Linked DNA regions of Homo sapiens: region 2 is linked to region 1. The links are chromatin loops, found by intact Hi-C in ENCODE. Cell type or tissue: OCI-LY7. All regions are shown on one strand. Each heading gives the region's core, and the rest is flanking DNA. Links, peaks and the distances in the headings are about the cores only. Region 1 overlaps RABGAP1L (RAB GTPase activating protein 1 like). Region 2 overlaps RABGAP1L (RAB GTPase activating protein 1 like).

Region 1 (12,322 bases), core at 2,430-10,429:
CTTAAGCAGAAGAATTGCTTGAACCCAGGAGGCGAAGGTTGCAATGATCCCAAATCGTGCCACTGTACTCCAGCCTAGGTGACAGAGCGAGACTCCATATTTAAAAAAAAAAAAAAAAAAAAAAAAGCAAATGATATATATTTTTATCTTGCACAATTTTAGAATAACTTTTCCAGATGAACCAAACCCAAATATTACCTCCAAAAGACGATTTTAAATTTCAAATCTGATAAAACTAAATATCTTCAGAAAGTTTTATAATACCCCAAGATCTGCATTATTTAAAAGTTTGATATATAAAACAATATTATGTGTTTCTATCAGAACTCCAAGGCTTTTCCATATTAGTCAACAAATTCTATTTAAAAATGAGCTACAGGGTTAGGAGTGGGAATTCCCTTTGGTGCAGCTAGGGTTGCATTGAGCCATAATATACACACAATCTACAAATGGAAGAGTGTTTCCTGATAAGCACATTTATATTAATTCATTCATTTTTTTCTCCCTCCCAGTCTCTTATGTGCCTGCGTCCATACACATACAAACACACAACGTCCTATACTTATTGAGCATAGGATGTTCCCTATGACTTGGTCACTGTCCACCTCTTCAGCCATCACTGTCCTCTATACTCTGCTGCTTCACATCTCTGTATTTGTTTCTTTTCTCCTTTGGCCTAGAAAACTCCTGTTAGTTTTTGAAGACTCAGCTCAGACCTCTTAAGAGGCTCTTGGCTGGGTGTGATGGTTCATACATGTAATCCCACCACTCTGGGAGGCTGAGGTGGGAGGATTGCTGGAGCCCAAGAGTTCAAAACCAGCTTGGGCAACATAGCAAGACCCTACCTCTTTAAAAAAAAATTAGCCGGGGGCAGTGATGTGCACTTGTAGTCCCAGCTACTCAGGAGAGGCTGAGGTGGGAAGACTGCTTGAGCCCAGGACTTTGAGGCTGCAGTGAGCTATGATCACACCACTGCACTCAGGCCTTGGTGACATGGTGAGACCTTGTCTCAAAAAAGGAAGAGAGGCAGGGAGGAAGGAAGAGAGGGAGGGAGGGAGGGAGAAAGAAGGAAAGAAAGAAAAGAAAAAAAAAGAGAATTCTGTTTATTTATGATGGTCCTCTCAAGATCCTCTTTTTTTTTTCTGTAGAGATGAGGTCTCTCTATGTTGCCTACGCTGGTCTTGAATTCCTGGGTTCAAGGAATCCTCTTCCTCTTGCATTGGCCTCCCAAAGTGTTGAGATTACAGGCATGAGTCACAGCACGTGGCCATATTCTGAATTCTCTGGATAAGCTTTCATGTTGGAATATTGTAAAATCAATGACTAAAATAAAATTTAAAGATTATCTACAACCGTGGATTATCCTATCCTGATTCAGTTATAGTGTATATTGTAGTTAACTAGGGGGTTGGCAATAATCTTCATATAATATATGTAATTATAAAAACATAAATTATGTATATTATACAAGGAAAGCATGCAACAGGTCAGATGTTTCTCTATTAACACTTCCAGAAAGATATTATGGTGTTTTTTTTTCCTTTTTTTTTTTTTGAGACAGAGTCTTGCTCTGTCTCAGCTCACCGTGACATCCACCTCCTGGGTTCAAGCATTTCTCATGCCTCAGTCTCCTGAGTAGCTGAGATTATGGGCATGCGCCACTATGCCTGGCTGATCTTTGTTATTTTTAGTAGAGACAAGGTTTCACCATGTTGGCCAGGTTGGTCTTGAACTCCTGGCCTCAAGTGATCTGCCTGCTTCAGCCTCCCGAAGTGCTGGGACTACAGGAGTGGTCCACCACACCTGGCTGAGTATATTACAGTTTTATTGATTATATTACAGTTTTATATCTGTTTTGCTTTTTGCAAATCTTTTTGCTTTTTTTTGTCTTCCAGCTGATTCTTTTAAACTGCATCTCTACAAAAGTGGAGAGAATATAATGAATCACTATGTATTAATACTTATCACCCAGTTTCAATAATTATCAACACATAATCTACTGGTTCATTTTGAATCTCTGCAGACATTTCATCCAAAACTATTCAATATATATCTCTAAATGACCATTTAAAAAAATCATAGTATCAGCCGGGTGCAGTGGCTCACACCTGCAATCCCAGCACTTTGGGAGGCCAAGGTGGGTGGATCATGAGGTCAGAAGTTTGAGACCATCCTGGCCAACATGATGAAATACCGTCTCTACTAAAAATACAAAAAAAAAGGCTGTGCACCGTGACTCACGCCTGTAATCCCAGCACTTTGGGAGGCCGAGGCGGGTAGATCACAAGATCAAGAGCTTGAGCCCACCCTGGCCAACATGGTGAAACCCTGTCTCTACTAAAATACAAAAATTAGCTGGGCATGGTGGTGTGCACCTGTAGTCCCAGCTACTTGGGAGGCTGAAGCAGGAGAATCACTTGAACATGGGAGGCGGAGGTTGCAGTGATCTGAGATCGTGCCATTGCACTCCAGCCTGGGAAACAGAGCGAGACTCCATCTTAAAAAAAAAAAAAAAAAACAGCCAGGCGTGTTGGCAGGTGCCTGTAGTCCCAGCTACTCAGGAGGCTGAGGCAGGAGAATCACTTGAACCTGAGAAGGCGGAGGTTGCAGTGAGCTGAAATCGTGTCACTGTACTCCAGCTTGGGCAACAAGAGGGAGACTCCATGTCAAAAAAAAAAAAAAAAAAAAAAAAACAATGCACAAAAAATTACATAATTCTCTTAATATCATTATTAAATACCTAATGAGTGGTCAAATTCAAATTTTTCTCAATTATCTTACAGTTCTTTTTATACTTTGTTCAAATTAGCATTTAAACAACGTTGATTTATTGCATCTGGTTGATATAACCCTTAAGTCTTTTAAAATCAATCTATAGCTTTCTCCTTTATTTTTTTATTTTTATTTTTTGTAATTTGTTGTTTCAAGAAATAGCCATGTTTTTAAGGTTCCTGTGCCTTAAAATAGAGAAGTAGGTCTTCATATTAGTTAGGTTTAAATGTTATGATATACTCTTTCATTCTGTTGTTTGTGATGAGTCATATTAAATATAATAAGAAGTTACTACAATTGTAGTTAAAAAGTTGATTTTGGGGGCCGGGCGTGGTGGCTTATGCCTGTAATCCCAGCACTTTGGGAGGTGAGGCAGGCGGATCACCTGAGGTCAGGAGTTTGAGACCAGCCTGACCAACATGGAGAAACCCCATCTCTACTAAAAATACAAAATTAGCCAGGCATGGTGGCGCATGCCTGTAATCCCAGCTACTAGGGAGGCTGAGACAGGAGAGTTGCTTGAACCCAGGAGGCAACGGCTGCGGTGAGCCAAGAACATGCCATTGCACTCCAACCTGGGCAATAGGAGCGAAACTCCATCTCAAAAAAAAGTTGGTTTCAGAGGTATAGATCGTTGATATCTTAAACTCAATAGCCATTATAATGATGACATCTAAGAGAAGAAACAATAAACACTTGCAAGAACTTCCGTTTTTGATTATGCCAGGACATGCACACACACTAAGATCCTGAGAGAATGGCAAATTTTTTTTACAAATATTAAAGCCAAACTAAAATTGTACTGTTATTTTCCTAATAGTTCTTCTTAGTAATAATTTAAGACCCTGAAAGTTACCTGATGTTTAGGTAGCTCAATTCTCAGATGATGTTATTACTCACTGGTAGAAACGTTACACTTCTATGAGCCTCAATTGTATGCTATGTAAATATAACTAGCCCCTACCTGATAATTATATACATATTTACAAGGCAGAAACTTAAGACAAAGTGATATTTGGCACTCTAAAATTCCTCTCAACCTCATTATATATGAAAGCATCAGCCTAACATTTTAAGTGTGCTACTGTTATATGAGTGTTTAATTATGTAAATAAATCTTTGAAAACCTGTAGACATAACACAAAGCCAACAGCAAGTTATGCCTCAGTTGCTACAGGAGTATAGATATCATGTTAGAAAAGAAAATACAGAACCAGAGTAGTGTGCAAGGCACCACCTACCATAGACCTGGGCTTGCTGATGGCCACCAGACTAGTGAGGAAGTCTTCATCGTGCAGCTGGCTGAAAACATGGGCGTCATAGGCTACCATAATGGAGATTTCTTCCATCATCTTGCCAGCTGGCCTTTCCACAGCAGCAGCTGCTGTCCCAGCTCCAGACCAGACTATCCAAGGAAAAATCCTACTGCAGCTCAGTGCCAGTGTACACACCCACCTGAGTTCGAGGGGGTGGAGTGTCAAAAATCCAGAAAGAAAGAAAGAGAAAGAAAAAAAAAGCGGCTGCTATCACAGGCTTGGCTAGCAATTCACCCCCAGTAGGAAACTAAAAGAGGTTTCTTATCTATGCAGGAAGTATACACTATAAACACCTTCTGCATTTATAACAGAGAAGCTGGAAAATTCAATTTTTGGAAACCTTTAAACTTCAAAAAAGAAATAAAGTTTCCTAACTAGAAATATCCTATAGCAATAACAACAACAAAAAAAACTGATTTGTGTTATGTTCTTGGTAATTAAAAATTTTCATAATAGCTCATCTTCTTACTGCAGTATTATTACATGAAGATTGTTCTTGGAGAAGAAGTAAATTTTCTTAGTGTTCTTAACGCTTATTTTTTCGTAATCTTAGAAAATAAACAGATGAAAACCATTTTAATTTCTCAGAATTTAAAGAATTCATAGTACAAGTGATCTCCTGAAGTCTGAAAAAAAAAATTTTCCCCTCTGAGTATTTCTGTTAAAGAAAAAAATGCCAAAACATAAAAATGAAACAGGGACAGCGATATCAATTAATAATCATTACTCCCTTTTCCTACTAAAAAAAATAAGTATTTTAAGCATAGTTTTGTGTTGTTATTCAGAAAGCAATACAAGAGTCTCATTTATAAACTGGTTGTTTTGCTCCCATAGATAAAAGTTCTCTTCATCTTTTATCTTTAAGGCTAGGGGTTTCTTTTAATTATTCAAATCAGTAGATAGCCATTAACTGTTGGTAGCTTAACCACCAGTAGTGCTTTTTAAATTACAGCTGGAGACCATAAATGAACTGCCATATTTCCAGATGAAAAGTTTGAAAGTTGCCCATAATCACCATTACAAAGTTGCTTGATCAGGAAATATAATGTATACTAATTTCATGGAAAAAGGATTAAGCAAATAAAAATAAGGGGAAGACAGATAAGGCTTCTCTGAAGTTGTTTTTCAATATTCCTAATTAAGCTAGTATCTTCCCTGCTTTTTCTAGATCATGACACTGCAGTACTTACTATGAGAAATATTCTTTGTTAGAACTAGAAATTAATTTGGCAAGTTCGTCTAAAATCAAAAGAAATAAGTTGAAATAAAACATTTCAACCAGTTGAAATGTTTAGTCTTCATTACCAATAGCAGGATTATGTTACCTAAATTTGTTTGCTTTTCAGAAAACAAAACTCAGAATGAGATCTATAGTGTTATTTTCCCATGTTTTCCAAAAGTATTTTTTTCATCTACATTAACATGATTACTTGTATAACACCTTGTCCCATTTAAATGTAATTAGTAGAGTTTTACAACTGCTATAGCATTCTAGCTTATAAGAGCGAGCACAAGGAAGGAGGGAAAAGCACCTGATTGCTAGGAAACAAGCAAATCTAATAAGCTTATTTAAACAAAAAAATGCAATATTTTAAATAAATCCACAAGATTAAAACAGCTTCAAACTGTGTTTGACCCTTGTTGGAGTCAGTAAAGCATTTTTACTTCATTTTTGTTCTACAGTGCTGCTTTGTCTGTTAAGCATTATTTTCGTTAACATTTTTTTCCTGCACATTTATCCTGACTCTGACTAACCAGGTAAAAATTAAATGATAATCAGGAGACAAGGCATTATAAGGTGTCCAGGCAGTTCATACCTTTTAAACTCCTTATCTTTTCAGAAGTACTTTAAAAGATACTGTGAACCTCTTCATGCATTCACCAGCACCAGAAGATTTCAGATTATCTTGCAACATTTTCTAGATGTGAAAGCAATTCCTCTTGCTTTCATATTTTTCTTTGCTATTCAGTGACTCAGAGCTTCCACACATGGATATCTGAATAAGGTGCACTGACAAAGACACCTGTTGTGGAAGGTAAAGAAAGTACTTCCCACAATGCCTTACTCCCTGCTGGCAACCACCCAGGGGCAAACAAGAGTTATAACCGCAGTTCAGCAGCGCCTATGCACCCTGGGAGAGTGCATTCAGCGTAACCATAGGTAATCTTCTTGGTTACGAAGAACCCTTATAACCCAAAAGAAAAGGACCAGAAAAAACAATTTTAAATAGCACCTAGAGGTGCTGTACATTAAACTCATAAAACATTTACGGCATCAGGCTATAAGCATGCAAAAACATTTTTAGAAAAATAATCAAAGGCTTTAAAAATAGTTTAAGTTTACATACACAGAAACTAATAACTTCAAATAATTCAGTCCTTTTAGAATTCTACACAGGTTCTTAGATAAATGTTTTAAAAAGCTTCTATAATTTATAACCTTCAACAGATTGTTCTAATTAGCCACAGTGACTAGAATTATTAATAACATGTCATTTCTAAACCCAAGTGGTCCTCTATTGTAGCTGCAGTGCACAGATTTTCTTGAGCAGGGACACTCTAAGTTTGATTTGCAATCTTCACCTTTTGTCACCCTTAAAATGTTCCTTAAAGTTTACTTTACTTTTCAGAGTCTGGGAAGGAAAAATTCAAGGTTTCGTTTCCCCTTATTAAGTGTACTATATTTGTGGTTCCAACGAAAAACATACTCTTTGAAAACTGATGATTAGAGAAACTGTCACTCTACCGTCATTTTCTCCGGTCTCAGAAATAACAGCTACACCAATACCCTCCAAAACTTCAGAAGCTATTGTACACAGTCCTGTCTACGAACTCCTGTTTTACCATCCCCCCAACCCATTGATTCCCTGGGTTGTTTACACCTGAGTGTCTGCAGTTATCGCCTTCACACCACGCAACTGCATTGGAAAAAAAAAAAAAAAAAAAAAAAAAGGCAGTGGTGTGGAGAATTACCTGAGATCAAGGGCTGTGGTGTGGACAATACCATTTGAAGCTAAAACTTACCAGGAGAAGAGTATCAAAACAGGCAACAGAAACCAGCCACACTCCCGGTAACCAAATAGATGGTCCTCAGTTCAAGCAGGAACTAGCTAGCTGTCCGTCCCCGGGCAAGTCATTTAACTTCGCTAGGTTTCAGTTTCCTCATGGTCATGTAAATTGAGAGGGAGAGAATAGATTCCTGGTTTCCACATGGGTATAGAAAGTCAAAAGCAATGTGTCCTATTCCTATTTCCTCCTATCAAATAGGTTTATTTGATAGAAGATATCAAATAGGTTTATTTGATAGAAATAGGTTTATTTGATAGAACCTATCGAATAGGTTTATTAGGTTTATAAACCCTTTCTGGATCTTATTAAGAAAATGTTTATGAATAAAATATCTCCAATGATTTTTAAATGTTGTTCTGAGATTTTACACTGAAAGAGTATTCCATACTAGTAGCTAATTTTGTCCCAACAGTCATCCTCCTAGAACTGTTCTTTTTAACAAAAGCATACCTGGGTCATACTATGAGTCAAATAAACCATCTATTCTCAAGTGTCAAATTTAGAGACAGCCGAAACAAAAATCAAGAAAAGCTTGAATAAGAAGTGGCTATTTTTCTATTGTGTTCTCTCCAATGCAGCAAAGTAGTTGCATTATGGGAGTAGCATTTTTTTATACATCAGTCAAAGCAGCAAGTATAAAAATTATCTCACCTCACCGGGCGCAGTGGCTCACACCTGTAATCCCAGCACTTTAGGAGGACGAGGTGCGTGGATCACAAGGTCAGGAGTTCGAGACCAGCCTGGCCAATATGGTGAAACCCCACCTCTACTAAAAATACAAAAATTAGCCAGGCGTGGTGGCGCGCGCCTGTAGACCCAGCTACTCAGGAGGCTGAAGCAGAATCACTTGAACCCGGGAGGCAGGGGTTGCAGTGAGCCAAGATTGTGCCACTGCACTCCAGCCTGGGCGACAGAGGGAGAATTCCATCTCGGAAAAAAAAAAAAAAAAAATTATCTCAACTCAGGAGAGTAGCAGTCAAGACCTTTTTCCTATATCTCATATTCTACTTGTTGAATATTCTCATCACGTCACCCATAAAATCAAGATCAGACAGAAAGAAAGACAAAACAACTACAAGAGAAATATGGCTTAGGCCAGGCACGGTGGCTCATGCCTGTAATCCCAGCACTTTTGGAGGCCGAGGCGGGTGGATCACGAGGTCAGGAGTTGGAGACCAGCCTGGCCAACATGGTGAAACCCCGTCTCTAATAAAAATACAAAAAAATTAGCCGGGCATGGTGGTGTGTGCCTGTAGTCCCAGCTACCCTGGAGGCTGAGGCAGGAGAATCGCTTGAACCCAGGAGGCAGAGGTTGCAGTGAGCCGAGATTGCACCACTGCACTCCAGCCTGGGCGACAGAGCAAAACTCTGTCTCAAAGAAATAAAAAAAGGAAATATGGTTTAGAGGGCAGAAAGGTCTTCTGCAACCCCCATATAGATGGGTAGCACCCTGGAGAAACTGTTCCTCCTGCATGACTGGCCCTCCTCTAATCTTTCATGAACATTCTTCCAGATGTTCCTAGGTAACTCTATGCAAACATTCACAAAGTATACATGACTCAATGTTAAGGATCTCCAAAATGACAAAATGTTCACAGTGTTCACAGTGAGATAAATAACTATAAGAAAGGCTGGTTGTGGTGGCTCACACTCATAATCCCGGGAGGCTGAGGGAGGAGGACTGCTTGAGCCCAGTATTATAAAACCAGCCTGGGCAACATAGTGAGACTACATCTTTACAAAAAATTGAAAAATCAGCCAGGCATGGTAGCAAGTTCCTGTAGTCTCAGCTATTTGCGGGGAACCCAGGAGGTTCAGGCTACAGTGAACTGCAATTGTGCCACTACACTCCAGCCTGGGTGACAGAATAAGATGCTGCCTCTTAAAAAAAAAAAAAATAGAACTATAAGAAAGATAAAATTCTATAAATACATTCTTAATTACAGAAAATCAATATTCCAAGCAGGTTTCTATCTACTCTTAGCAGTGTACATTACAAAGCCCATGTGCTCTAAGTGAGGTAACAAAAGAGAAAATATGAATGAGAAACCATAGAAATATCAGAAGAAAGCTTTTCAGAATTTGTATTTCAGAATAGTCTAGTAACACCTACTGAGTTTTTACAATGGGAAAAGAACAAGTAAAAGATAAGTAAACTTGTTCTCTTTAAAATTATGCAAAGGTAAATAAAGAACACCATTATTCTTGTGTTGAATACCAGCCATTCAGCTCATTATCCTTCCTATCTCTCCTAGCAGTTGCTAGGAAAATTCAAAACCTCAGAAAACAGATTGTTCAAAAAAAGAAAAAAAAAACCTAGCATTAAACTAAAAAAAGAAAAACCAGTGGGACATAAATACTTGCTTAACAGGTATGCTGGGTATCTTGCTGCCTCATTTGCAACTCACCACAAAGAATGAGGGTGAGGTAGATTCCAGACTATGAAAGAATAGATGCAACTCTTTAACAATTCAGCTTTTTACCTCATTTGAAACTAAAATCCACCGCCATCACATTCACATTAAATTTTACCTAACCAAAAGTAAATGTTTCAAGTGCTTGTAAGCATTCACCGATATTTGTTATCACTCAAAATGAAGAGTTTCATACTTACCTGAAAACATGAGTAATGCTTCACTTTGTCTCATTTTGAGCAGAGTGCACAACTGAATTCTAATTACAAATAACGATACATTAATTTCTAAAGCATTCAAATAATTATTTAAAACATTTCACTAACAATCAAATGAAATGAAATCATTTCACATGATATTCGTTTTTTCATAAGATCAGAGGGTAGGTTTAGGGAACAGCAATAGGATTTCATGCAAGTGCCCATTTCTCTCAAGTTTTTCTCCCAGCCTGGATAACTCCCTTTCCAATGGGACCTCACATGCCTGCATTATGTTATATACTGGCAGTTTACAGCAGGGCACTTGGTTAAATCCTGCAGTTAAAACCTGCAGTTAAAACTTGACAAGTTTGATGGTATGTGAATTAAATCTTTATTTATTTTAAAAAAGCAACTCAGGCCAGGTGTGGTGGCTCATGCCTGTAATCTCAGCACTTTGGGAGGCCAAGGCAGGCAGATCACGCTGTCAGGAGTTCGAGACCAGCTTGGCCAACGTGGTGAAACCCCGTCCCTACTAAAAGTATAAAAATTATCTAGGCGTGGTGGCATATGCCTGTAATCCCAGCTACTCAGCAGCCTGAGGCAGGAGAATCAGCTGAGATCGCGCCACTGCACTCCAGCCTAGGTGACACAGCAAGACTCTGTTTCAAAACAAAAAACAAACAAACAAACAAACAAAAAACTCAACATTTACTAAATGCTTATAATGTGCATAAGGGGGATTACAGATTTTGTAATCTAGTAATACAAATAATCTATAACAATGAATATTTACTAAAAATGTTATAATAGGCCGGGCGTGGTGGCTCATGCCTGTAATCCCAGCACTTTGGGAGGCCGAGGTGGGTGGATCACGAGGTCAGGAGATCGAGACCATCCTGGCTAACACGGTGAAACCCCATCTCTACTAAAAATATAAAAAAAATTAGCCGGGTGTTGTGGCAGGCGCCTGTAGTCCCAGCTACTCAGGAGGCTGAGGCAGGAGAATGGCGTGAGCCTGGAAGGTGGAGCTTGCAGTAAGCTAAGATCGCACCACTGCACTCCAGCCTGGGCAACAGAGCGAGACTCCATCTCAAAAAAAAAAAAAAAGAAGTTATAATAGTGGCAGCTAATATTTAATAAGTATTCACTATGTCCTAAACACAAAATCTCATTTCATCTTCACTGTAAATCAATAAACTAGATACCATAATTATTCCTTTTTTGTAGATAATTAAAATATGGAGAAGTTTTGTGATTTGACTCGATACCTACAGCTAGAAATAGAGCTGCTAGGATTAAAAAACAGGTGTGTCTGTTTCTAGTGTGCAAGCTAAAGGATAAGGAAGTAGGCAAACATATACCAGAATTAGCCATGTGCCAAACACTGCTGTTTCTCAAACACTGATGTCTCCTTCACACACATACATAGGTTACAGACTATAAAAAAAGCTATGTCTGTCATGTAATACAATAATTAGTGATATAGGACTGTAATAGAATGAAGTCCCTCTGCAGATGGGGAAGCCTTCATGGAAAAGATGGATTGAATTTAGATAGGCAAAGTGAAATAATTTTTTACAGGGAAAAAATAATTTAGAATGACCAGAGTGGTAAACTGATACTGGACACAGCAGAAGTTACAAAGGCAGATTTAAATTAGCCTATGGTAATTTGCAAATATCAGGTCAACAAATTAGGCCAAAGCCAGTCATTGAAGATTACTAAATTCCTGCCTTTCTAGCTTCCATTTATGCCATTAGAGAAAGGAAGTGTGGGCTCCAGAATTTAGAATAACCTGGTTTGATACTGGGCTCCACCACTCACTGGCTATGTGACTGTCTTAGTCTGTTTGGGCTGCTACTAGAATAAAATACCATAGACTGGATAACTTATACACAACAGAAATTTATTTATCACATTTCTGGAGTGTGGAAGATGAAGGTGCTGGCAGATTTGGTGTCTGGTGGGAGCGTGTTTTCTAGTCACAGGCAGAGGTCTTCTCTCTGTGTCCTTACATGGTAGAATGAGGAAGGGGTCTCCTTGGAGTTTTTTTTATAAGGGCACTAATCTCATTCAAGAGAACTTAACCCGCATGATCTAATCACCAGTCAAAGATCCCGTCTCTTAATATCGTCACATTTGGGTATTTCAACATGTGAATTTTGGGGGGACACAAACATTCAGTCTATAGCAGTGACAATGAGCAAATTACATAAGTTGTCTCACTCCTTGGTTTTCTCATCTGTATTAGTCCGTTTTCACACTGCTACGAAGAAAAACCCCAAGACTGGGTAATTCATAAAGGAAAGAGTTTTAATTGACTCACAGTTCTACATGGCTGGAGAGGCCTTGGGAAACTTACAATCATGGCGGAAGGTGAAGGGGAAGCAAGGACCTTCTTCACATGGCGGCAGGAGAGAGAAGGGAAAGCAGGGGAAATGCCAGATGCTTATAAAACCATCAGATCTTGTGAGAACTCACTCAGGATCACAAGAACAGCATGGTGGATGCTGTTCCACTCACCTCCCATGATCCACTCCCCCATGATCCA
Region 2 (12,322 bases), core at 1,383-9,382, 68 kb before region 1:
TAAAAATGAATATACATATATTGGTGGTATCGGCTCATATGACTTTCATTCACAAGGATCACAATCAAGAGTTTAAAGACAACCGGTCTCTGCTCCAGCCACACAGGACTTCTTCTAGTACCTTTACTACATCATGCCTCCCCTGCCTCAGGCTTCTGCTGGGATGGATCGAGCACATTCACCCTAAAATTCTGATTCAGAAGATCTGAGGTATGATCAGTCACCTTTATCTTTTTTTTAATCTTAATATTTGTGGATACATAGTAATTTAATCTATATATGGGGTACAAGAGATAGTTTGAAACTGGCATGTAATGTGTCATAATCAAATCAGGTAAAATGGGGTAGCGATCCCCTCAAGCATTGATCCTTTGTGTTACAAAGAATCCAGTTACACTCCTTTTTTTTTTTTTTTTTTTTTTTGAGGCAGGGTCTCGCTCTGTGGCTGCGGCTGAAGTGCAGTGCCGCTCACTGTAGCCTCGACCTCCTGGGCTCAAGTGATAGTCCCACCTCTTAGCCTGTAGCTGGGACTACAAGCACCCGCCACCATACCTGGCTAATTTTTTGTATTTTTTGTAAAGACAGGGTCTCGCTATGTTGACCAGGCTGGTCTTGAAACCCTGGGCTCAAGTGATCTGACCTCCTCAGCCTCCCAAAGTGCTGGGATTACAGATGTGAGCCACTGCACCCAGCCCAATTATACTCTTTTAGTTATTTTTAAATGTACAATTAATTATTATTGACTATAGTCATCCTGCTGCGCTATCATACACGAGGTCTTACTCATTCTTTCTCATTTTTTTTTTGTTCAAGTACCTTTATCTTTACAAAGCTACTCAGGCAGTTTTGATATACTGTCCATCTGAAAACCACTGAACTAAACATTAAGCACTAGAAAGGGAGAAGAGACAGGCTAGAGAAGCTTTTATGAATTGGCCTGAGAACACAACCACCACTTCCTAAGGGAATATCCATTCTGAGTTTCAAACAACCAATTTATACATAAATTTTAGGAGAGAAGAAATTTGTAAGATCAGGAAGGACTATTTTAGTGTCCCAAAATATTTCAAGAATCTATTTATATAAGCAGCTTGGATATAAGAATAAAATCAAGTTTTAAAGAAGAGAAAAACCATATTCTTCGAGCACAATTATTTGAACAGCAGTTTCTCTTTGATACTTTATTTGAGGTGGTTTAGAAATTAAACAGGCTGGCTGGGTGCGGTGGCTTACACCTGTAATCCCAGCACTTTGGGAAGCTGAGGCAAGTAGGTCACCTGAGGTCGGGAGTTTGAGACCAGCCTGGCCAACATGGTGGAACCCCATCTCTACTAAAAATACAAAAACATTAGCCAGGCACAGTGGCTCATGCCTATAATCCCAGCTACTCGGGAGGCTGAGGCAGGAGAATCGCTTGAACCCAGGAGGCTGAGGCTGCAGTGAGCCAAGATCGCGGCATTGTACTCCAGCCTGGGTGACAGGAGCGAAACTCCATCTCAACAAAAAAACGAAAGAAAGAAAGAAATTAAACAGGCTTGGCTGGGCATGGTAGCTCACGCCTGTAATCCCATAATCCCAGCACTTTGGGAGGCTGAGGCAGGTGGATCACCTGAGGTCAGGAGTTTGAGAGTTTGAGACCAGCCTGATCAACATGGTGAAACCCTGTCTCTACTAAAAATACAAAAATTAGCTCAGTGAAACTGTCTGAAAAAAAAAAAAAGAAAAAAATTAAACACGCTTGCATTTGAAAACTTTCTCTGCCAAATACTAGCTATATAATTTTATGAGCAATTTACTTAAACCTCTTACTCAGAACTTGAATTGTTTATGTTTTGTAATAGGGTAACACAAACAACTACGATGACCATCTCCTTTAATTGAGCACAAAATGCATGCTGCAGCACTGACCTAAGCACTGAACACATACATACATATATATATACATATATATACACACACACACACACACACACACACACACACACACACACATATATATATATATATATATATATTTTTTTTTTTTTTTTTTGAGATGGAGTCTCGCTCTTTTGCCCAGGCTGGAGTGAAGTGGCATGATCTCGGCTCACTGCAACCTCTGCCCACTGAGTTCAAGCGATTCTCCTGCCTCAGCCTCCCGAGTAACTGGGATTACAAGCGCCTGCCACCACACTTGGCTAATTTTTGTATTTTTAGTAGAGATGGGGTTTTACCATGTTGGCTAGGCTGGTCTCAAACTCCTGACCTCAGGTGATCCACCTGCCTCGGCCTCTCAAAGTGCTAGGATGACAGGCGTGAGCCACAGTGCCCAGCCATCATTTAGCATTTTTTATATTTCTTAAGCCTCACAAAGAAACTGGGTGTTACTATATCCGTTTTATAAATTGAGTAAACCAAGAAAGACTAAGTAACACACACAGGCCCTATAATAATGACAGACCCTATAGGCTTTTGTTTTAAGAGATTGGGTCTCACTATGTTGCCAGGCTGGCTATGAACTCCTGGGCTCAAGAAGTCCTCCTGACTCAACCTCCCAAGTAGCTGGGACTACAGGAACATGCCCCTGCACCCAGCTACCCAAAAGGTCTTTTTGACACCAAAGTTAAAGCCTTAGTCATACACTATGTTACATGACTATCATCTACATTGCCTGTCATCTAGCCAACATGCATAGCTCTCAAACCTAGGACCTTTGATAAGCCTCGTCAGTAGCCTGCAGCAGTTAACTGAGCTAATCAGCTCAAGGATGGAGGTGCTGTTAATGCATAACTGAGAGGTAATGAACCTAAGATATCTGCCACATTACCAGGCATAACGTAGGAGATTAAAAAGAAAAAAGAAAAAGAAAGAATACCTTTACTTTAATCTTTCTGGGCAAGCTAGGAAAAAAAAAAAAGAGAGAGAGAGAGAGACAGATAGCCAAATAGACTCTGGGGTGGTTGAATCAGGAATTTAACTCTAGGAGAAGCCTGCTTAAAATTCCATAAAGTCTTAAGAGGGGGCAGACTGAAAATAATATATTTTTCCTCCTCTCACAGCCTTCTGAAAAAAAAGCATTGAGAGCATAAACCACTCAGAAGATTTATAGCTTAAAGCAGATCACCTTAAGGTACTGGAATCAGTCAGTGCTTAGATGGAACATTTTTTGAGGCCTACATCTTCACTGAGTGCCCTTCTTCTCTATTTCCTATACTTCCTTGTTTCTTTCTGTTCCCACTGCATCCCTTATGGATTTGTACAAATAATGCTGGGTTCTTTTCTTCACCCACATGCAGCAGTTGCTGCTGGATCATAACCATTCCTTCTATTGGTTTTAAAATCTGTTTTTCTCAGATTCCTTACACTTGAAGGAAAAAAAAAAAGGACATTTAGCCTGTTTTTCTTTTAAGCAATAAAAATTCTTCTCTCACTGTATTGATTATTCTCAATGTGGGGCTAAATTATGCAAATTCTGATTCTTTTCCTCTTTGCAAAAATTAAGAAGCAATAATATCAAGTTAGTATACCATGTTGGATGTTTTTTATTTCTTTTGGGGGAGGTGCTCAAAATCCATTGTAAATCTCAAGTAGAAATCCATTTGTAAATAAGTTTTTGGTTAGAAATTTATCACTTAAAAATTTTAGTACAGTATTTGGAGAGTAATGGAATGACTACCAAGCACTAAAAATTGAGACAGTAAGATGGCAAGCATTAAATCTGGTTACATGTTGAATTGTATTGGTGTGATTCCAGGGAGTAGAATAAACAGATATAGTTCCAAAATTGGACCACAGAAAGCTGATACAGCTGTGCATTCAGAGTGAGTTAATTAAACTATTTGAACACAGACAATAAGAGAGGAGAGAAAGAATGATGGGAAAACCAAGTAGGACACTGTTCTCTATTATTATCAAGTGTTAACTTCATTATCATAGTACTGGCCTTTCCACCATAAAATGCTAAGAAACCTGAAGCATTACTTTTATGTCAATTGTCGCTGGCAATTAGATCAAAAGTAAATACATGTCGCTTGCTAAAAATACAAGAGACAGAAGGCTGTAGACATTTATGCTCTAAGAAATTTAATTTGAAACTAATGTATAAGACAACCTGAGTAAATCTGACTTTAGAGAGATTCAACTTTACTATACCAGATTATATGAGAAGAACAAACAGTGGAAAAGAAAAATGGGGAATTTTACTGTATTCATCCATCTATAAAGACAGTAAGTAGAACTGGTTAAAAGTCATCACTAGCAATATTAAATTGCATGAAGATTGCACTGACTTTTTTTTTTTTTTTTTTTTAATTTTTTGAGACAGGGTCTCACTCTGTTGCTCAGGCTGGAGTGCAGTGGTGCAATCACAGCTCACTTCAGCCTTGACTTTCCAGGCTCAAGAAATCCTCTCACCTCAGCCTCCTGAGTAGTTGGGACCACAGGTGTAAGTCACCAAGCCTGGCTGATTTCTTTGTAGAGGTGGGGTTTCACTGTGTTGCCCCAGCTGGTCTTGAACTCCTGGGCTCAAGTGATCTGTACACTTTGGCCTCCCAAAGTGCTGGCATTACAGGTGTAAGCCACTACACCTGGCCTTGAATTGCTATTTTTATACATCAACTTTTTAGCTTGGGAAGAAAAGCTTATCCATACAACTTTGCTTTTTTTTTTTTTTTTTTTTTGAGACAGTCTTGTTCTGTTGCCCAGGCTGGAATGCAGTGGAGTAATCTTGGCTCACTGCAAGCTCCACCTCCTGGGTTCAAGCGATTCTCCGGCCTCAGCCTCCCGAGTAAGTAGCTAGGATTACAGGTGCACACCACCACACCTGGCTAATTTTTTTATACTTTTAGTAGAGACAGGGTTTCGCCATGTTGGCCAGGCTGGTCTTGAACTCTTGACCCCAAGTGATCCGCCCACCTAAGCCTTCCATAGTGCTGGGATTATAGGCGTGAGCCATTGCATCTGGCCACAACTTGGCATTTCTAAAAATGATTTATTCATTCACTCACTCAACAAATATTTATTTACTATTTACTATGTAGCAGGTAAAGCCGTCCTGGAACAAAGGCACAGTCTATCCCCTGGAGGAGTTTACAGTCTGGTGGGGAGAAAGTCTTTTTTTTTGAGATGGAGTCTCGCACTGTCGCGCCGGCTGGAGTGCAGTGGCGTGATCTCGGCTCACTGCAACCTCCACCTCCTGGGTTCAAGGGTTTCTCCTGTCTCAGCCTCCTGAGCAGCTGGGATTACAGGTGCCCGCCACCACATCTGGCTAATTTTGTATTTTTAGTAGAGACCAGGTTTCACCATGTTGGCCAGGCTGGTCTCGAACTCCTGACCTCGTGATCCGCCTACCTCAGCCTCCCAAAGTGCTGGGATTACAGGCATGAGCCACCGCACCCAGCCTGGGATAAAGTCTTAAAAGAAATAATCACAATATAAATAAATACTGTATTTACAAAGTAAGTTAAGTGCTCTGAGGGAGAAGAAAATGTGGAGGGATACTAATACATGGCTCTAATTTTTATTGCTTCTCTGAGGAATGACAATGAAGCTGAGCCTTGAAGAGTAGGTTAGCCAGTGAGGATTAGGGAGAAAGGGTGTTCCAGGCACAGGGAACAATGAGCACAGGATGACCAAGAGCAAGACCGGCTACATAATTTGCAGGCTCAGTGCAAGATAAAAATTGAACACAAAAACTAAGAATTTCAAGCTAGTGATAGAGCATTCAACCAAGTATGAGGACCTATGTGACTGCACAGGTCACACACACATCAAGCCAGTTTTGGAAAAGGATGCATGTTTAAGGGACTTAAGGCCAGTTGCTGGAGCACAGTGAGGAGAGGGATTGCTAGCTGAAGAGTACGAGAGGTACACAGGAACCAGTCCAAGGTGCAGGGCCTCCAGGGACCAACCTCACAGAGGTTCATAGTTTCCCCAAATAGTTAGCAAAGAGCTATTGTGTAAGCAAGGCTGTTATGTAATCATTCTGCTGGGTGCTGAGAGGAAGACAAAGAAGATAGTTTCTGCTTTTAAGGAGCTTACAAATAATTATATAATTTAGGGTAGAATGTGACAGGTTCCACAAGAAAGGTATAAGCACCAATATTTGGGGGCTTCAAGGCATTAAGATTACTCAGTTGGAGGCGGAGAACTGCAAAGCACACAGACAGAAGGACTGCACACTGACTGAAATTAGCATACTTCTGCCTTTGGAGCTATGATTTAACCATATCACTGCAGGAACAGCAAACACATCCAGCACTTCCTATGTGCCAGGCACTGAGTGCTATATGCTTTACATGTATGAATTCATTTTAGCCTCACATCTCTGAAGTAGGTGCTGTTCTATCATCTTCATTTTACAGAAGAAGAACAAAGGCACAGAAAGGTTAAATAGCTTGCCCAAGGCCACACAGCTAGTAAAGTGGGGATTAATTTGAACCCAGGCAGTCTGGGTTTAATATCCTTGCTTTGAACTATTATACTATACTATCATCTTACTAACATTAAATGTTTTATTTTGCTTTGTTTTTTAAATCTGTGTGCTATAATTGCACCTCCTTTACTTTTCTCCTGGTGTACTTGGTTAGTTATATATACTGCTTCAAATTGGCTAGGAAATATAGAACAAGAGAAATAACTGCCCTAAATATTTGTCCTTCTTTATTATCTAGAGCCAGATTTGGCCGAACAGCAGTATGAAATACATTTAGGTATGAGTTTCTGAAAGAAGACAACATAGACAGCACTACTTTCCTCTGCTGTTGACATCAGTCCCAGTGTGTCTTTGCACTAATGGCTAACTAGAGCCATGTAGTTATGGACAATTACTCCTGACTCCCTTAGAACTATGAACAGTGAATTAATGGAACTCTAAGAACTCACACATTGGCTCCCAGTGTCCCTATGACCCAAAGCTGGATCTGTTCCTTACAGAATTGGTAAGTACATGCATGTGCTCATTATAATAAATATCTACTGTGTACAAGACACTATGCCACATGCTATGTGGGATACAAAGAAAGTTATGACACAGTCCTTTCATCAAGAAACTTACAATAAATTTTAAAATTTTATTAATGCCATAACAGAAATATAAGCCTCATTCTATGATGGTGTAGAGGAGAATGAGTTCACAAATCCATCAGGAAATTTAGGATAGACTTTAAGGAAGAGATAGCATGTAAGCATCGTCCTGGAGGGAGGTTTTGCTATTGACCATTCCGAAGTGTCAGGGTTTTGTTTTGTTTTGTTTTGTTTTGTTTTGTTTCGTTTTGGTGGGGGAGGAGGAGGGTATATATCAGTGCCTCCAAAGACTGAAGACAGGCATGGCCATAGGTCTCCTCACTACCTTTCTACCAGGTAGGAAGCATCTTCTGTTAGGTGATAGTCAACAGGCCCGAACAGTGCTCTGCCTCGGGTGACACTGTGCAGGCATTAGGCTACCTGGCTTGCCAGAATCTTATGAGCAATTCATGTGCCAGAGGAACCTGTATGGTATTTCTAATCAATCCAATTTGAAATTATTTCTGACATCCTTTATGCTAACTAGAAAACTCTCTGGTGTAGATTTAAAGATAAGCAGGTTAAATTTACAGTAGTTATCTCCTCATTAGGGTATTTCCAATGCCAAACAACTACCCTTACACTATGTATTCCCTTATCAGTGTTTCAAATGTTAATCACTCACATCCAAGGTGTAGACTAACTAACACGCTGTGTAGACTGGGGTGTTTTAATGTAAATTACAGATTGTATTACAGTAGGATAGGGCTATGAGAGGGGTATAGGGAGGGACAAGAAGTTCCAGATGGAAGGAACAACTTGTTATTGCTTCTATCTTTCCTCATACCTAAAGGAAACTTCTGTAAGCAAAGGCATGGAGCTACAAAATGTGGGCCTACTGAATGTGCTAAGCAGTTCTGTTTGGGTGAGGAGCTAGATGACCTGGCATAAGGTACCTGCAGAGCAGGCCGGAAGGAATACACTGAAGCCAGAATGAAGACTGTCTAGGTTGCTGCCAATCGCTGAAAGCATGAACCTATTTTGGTAGTTGCTAGCTCAGTGACCATATTTTCTGAAATAAAAACCAGGCAGATGGTCTTAACAGATGTTTGCATCCATTCTGGATATGAGAAGCAATTTGGAATATGAAAGAACCTAAAATAATAAAAGTTTTTGGATTGTTTTGGTAGCCAGGCTTATGAGGCAGAATATCTGACGTTAGAACTGTCTTTTAAAAGAAAAATCTTGTCACAATGATGTGAAGAGATCACTGAGGTTTTAAAATAGTAAAAGGATCAAGACTGGTTTTACAAATATGAATCTGGAAATCATGTATATGCTAAAGTAGAAGGGAAGATAAAGAAAAGAAGAAAGGGTTAGGTGCAGTGGCTCACGCTTGTGATTCTAGTATTTTGGGAGGCTGAGATGAAAGGATCACTTGAGCTCAAGAGTTCAAGACCAGCCTGGGCAACAAAGCGAGACCCCATCTCTACAAAAAATTTTAAAAAAAAATTAGCCAGGCATGGTCAGTGGTATGTGCCTGTAGTCCCAGCTACTCCAGAGGCTGAGGCAGAAGAATCCCTTAAGCCCATAAGTTTGAGGTTGCAGTGAGCTATGATTGATCGTGCAACTGCATTCCAGCCTGGGTGACAGAGCAGGATCCTGTCTCAGAAAAAAAAAAAAAAGAAACAAACAAACAAACAAAAGGAGAAAGGTAGCAATTGAAAGGACATTTAGGAAGTTATGAAAATAAATCAGGAGAAAGGGACTTTGTGAAAAAGGTGACAGTAGAAAGGGAAAGGAAACAAGTTTTCCTAGTCATGGGAATCAGTCTATGTCACTCATGTAATAATCACATATGGCTGTTATGAGCTATTCCTGGGGTATGAATTTTCCAAACTCCATTGGGATGCCTTAAGGAAAAAATTCTGCCTTACTTACAGTTGGTATCTACTGCAACCTAACATAAAGCTGAATACTTAGTAGATGCCTAAAGCAGATTTACTCAATTACACATATTCTTACTGTCTCATGATTCAAATGGAATTTGTTAATTAGTTAAATGTTGGAATAAAAGAAACAGATAAAGACTATGCCCATACATTTTCCTCAAGTACGGGTGTTACAGGAAATATGTGATGACACAGAGCTGATAAGTGGAAAAACATAGAAATGCATTTAACATAGGATATTCTTGTTACCTAAATGAGAAAATTGTGATAACCAATTAAATTTGGAAGTTTTCTCTGATATGTTTGACAGAGCCAATAATTACCTCTGTTCTGTGGGGCAATTTCTAAAATAATGCATAAGAATAAGACTATTTGAGAAGACCTTTTATACTATGCAATTGGAGCATTCCCTAAATCAAAACTCATTTCTTTTTTTCTTTTTTTTTTTTTTTGTGAGACAGAGTCTCGCTGTATCACCCAGGCTGGCGCAATCTCAGCTTACTGCAACCTCCGCTTCTTGGGTTCAAGCAATTCTTCTGCCTCAGCCTCCCAAGTAGATGGTAACAGGCACGCACCACCACACCCAGCTAATTTTTGTACTTTTTTAGTAGAGACGGGGTTTCGCCATGTTGGCCAGGCTGGTCTCAAATTCCTCATCTGAAGTGATTTGCCTGCCTCAGTCTCCCAAAGTGCTGGGATTACAGGCATGAGCCACTACACCTGGCCCAAAATTCATTTCTTTAATCTTGGATAGAACAAACATGAGAGGAAAGTTAGAACACCAAGCTTGCTAGATTTTTAACACATAAACAACAGATATATACCTATCAATCAAAGTATGTTCAAGATAATTCTCATTTCAGAAAAAAAGGTAATATCAAACTTTCTAAAAATTGATTTAAAAAAATCGAATCATTTTTTAAGTACAGAGTAAATCAAATGAGAATCTATCTGAAATTAGGCTTGGCCAAACACAAGTAAAGGAAAGACCCTAAGATTAGCTTATTTTGTGTGCCTCTTTAAGGTCCATCTACTGCAGTTTACACATAAACGATTGCTCTTCAAAGTCTGGGGTGGGGTGTTATTTATGTTCCCATTTCTATGGAAACTGTGGGGAGGCATGAAAAATATGGTATGGGAAAATGTGTATTTCAACCCTCACTTCCCTTCTATGCGTCCAGCCCAGCCCTCCTCATTTCCAGGGGAACAGGAGTTGAAAGACCTCTGGCAGCTGAAAGTAAAAGCTCACTAACAGATTGCAGCTGTTTGACTGTCAGCTGAGAACTGCAAATGACAGTTTATCACGGCCGTTAAAATTTTTAAATGATGTTTTCCCTAATAAATCCCCCACTGTAATAATTTACAAGGGGGAAACTGACTATATAACTAGCGCAAGGAAAAACACTCAATGGGATCTTCTGAAGCCGAGTCTGTTGCTGTCTTTCATAATTCCAATGTCTTTGATCATTTTTCAGAGAATGACTGCAATAGGAAACACAGTGAAATCAAAAGTACCCTCATCAACTCACTCTGTCACAAACTTCCTCCAAATGGTGGGTGTGGAAAAAGTACTGGGTAACTAATTAAACTGAGGATGGATGGAGAAAGGGAAAGAGAGGGAGGAAGAATCTAATTTAACATTTAAACACTATTTAATTATATTTTATTACAAGAAACTATGTGAAGATGTCAGCTACCCACAGGGTGGGAACACTAAGCCTGGTGAATGTGGTAAAATCTAGACATAAGCCTTAGCAGAGAAATCTACAGACATACAGTATTGCTATCCAAATCACCTGAATTCAAGTAGTGAGGTATACCTGTATTTCTTTAGTAATTGAAAAGGACAGGCTGGAATTTGCTAAATATTACCCATTTCCCCTCTACATCCAAGGGCTTTGGAATACATATGTAAAATTATTTATAGATGGAAATCTGTGTTATATGCTTTTAGCTCAAGGGAAATATACTCATTAATAACCTGAAATGTGACAGGCACGGTGGCTCATGCCTGTAATCCTAGCACTTTGGGAGGCTGAGGCGGGCAGATCACGAGGTCAGGAGTTTGAGACCAGCCTGACCAACATGATGAAACCCCATCTCTACTAAAATACAAAAAAAAGAAAGAAAAAAAAATTAGCTGGGCTTGGTGGCGGGCGCCTGTAATCCCAGCTACTTGGGAGGCTGAGGCAGGAGAATCACTTGAACCCGGGAGGTGAAGGTTGCAGGGAGCTGAGATCGTGCCACTGCACTCCAGCCTGGGTGATAAAGCAAGACTCCATCTCAAACAAACAAACAAACAACAAAACAAAACAAACCAGCACCAAGCACTGTAATACATTTATGACAGTTTCTAACTGCAAGATATATATATATATATTTAATGAAGTATTGCTATTTAAAAATTAATCTTGGGCTGGATGCGGTGGCTCATGCCTGTAATCCCAGCACTTTGGGAGGCCGAGGCAGGTGGATCGCCTGAGGTTAGGAGTTTGAGACCAGCCTGGCCAACATGGTGAAACCCCATCTCTACTAAAAATGAAAAAAATCAGCGGGGTGTGGTGGCGGGCACCTATTATCCCAGCTACTTGTGAGGCTGAGGCAAGGAAATTGCCTGAACCAGGGAGGCAGAGGTTGCAGTGAGTCGAGATCACACCATTGCACTCCAGCCTGGGCAACAAGAGCAAAACTCTGTCTCAAAAAGAAAAAAAAATTAATCTTGGCTGGGCTTGGTAGCTCACGCCTGTAATCCCAGCACTTTGGGAGGCCGAAGCGGGTAGATCACCTGAGGTCAGGAGTTTGAGGCCAGCCTGGCCAACACGGTGAAACCCTATCTCTACTAAAAATACAAAAATTACCCGGGCGTGGTGGCAGGAGCCTGTAGTCACAGCTGCTCAGGAGGCTGAGGCAGAAGAATCGCTTGAACTCAGAGGTGGAGGTTGCAGTGAGCCGAGATCATACCACTGCACTCCAGCCTGGGCAACAGAGCAAGGCTCCATCTCACAAAAAAAAAAAAAAAAAAAAAAAATTAATCTTATAAAAATTATGGTCCTTCCTCATTCTCACTACAGACCTTGATGTATATGACAGTTGTCCTAAGACAATTTTTTCAAATGTCACTTATAGTGTAACATGTAATTATATAATTGAAGCTATAAAATGCAAATTAATAATTAAAAAAAGAAAGTGATTTATATAAACATGGGATCAAAGTAATAAGCTCTGCTACTTTCTAATTCTTAGTAAAGTTTCATCTTTTCATAAGCAAATATTTACTGGCTAACATCTTGATTAAGTTAGTGTTAGGGAGCACTTTGTTGTCTCTATAAGGTGTCCAGTCATTTAGGTTCAAAACATATATCTGCCAATTCAAAGAATGCTTCAATGTA

Evidence for each region. A loop is a pair of places that touch in the nucleus more often than their neighbours do. Peaks named below come from ENCODE experiments on the same cell type or tissue, not always from the same donor. Only the 100,000 strongest peaks of a DNase experiment are listed, where the experiment ranks them.
Region 2: it touches region 1 in a loop (2.2-fold over the local background); 3 of 110 quality-filtered maps call a loop at or near these places.

Annotation. Positions count from the first base shown.
Region 1 is chr1:174,869,297-174,881,618 of GRCh38, reverse strand. The region is part of intron 19 of RABGAP1L (RAB GTPase activating protein 1 like); the gene reads right to left. Among named protein-coding and RNA genes, the nearest start is that of RABGAP1L-AS1, 79 kb to the left of the region's middle. In OCI-LY7, for the core only: a CTCF peak has its summit at 6,519; DNase peaks (open chromatin) are centred at 4,068, 6,168, 7,198, 8,928 and 1 weaker place; H3K4me3 peaks cover 6,800 bases; H3K27ac peaks cover 7,324 bases.
Region 2 is chr1:174,936,611-174,948,932 of GRCh38, reverse strand. All of the region lies in intron 19 of RABGAP1L (RAB GTPase activating protein 1 like), which reads right to left. It overlaps RABGAP1L-AS1 (RABGAP1L antisense RNA 1), which reads left to right. Exons shown (of 6, transcript NR_121196.1): 2 at 57-210; 3 at 3,039-3,109; 4 at 10,409-10,486. Among named protein-coding and RNA genes, the nearest start is that of RABGAP1L-AS1, 11 kb to the left of the region's middle. In OCI-LY7, for the core only: no CTCF peak of the experiment used is centred there; DNase peaks (open chromatin) are centred at 4,442 and 5,892; H3K4me3 peaks cover 1,423 bases; H3K27ac peaks cover 2,485 bases.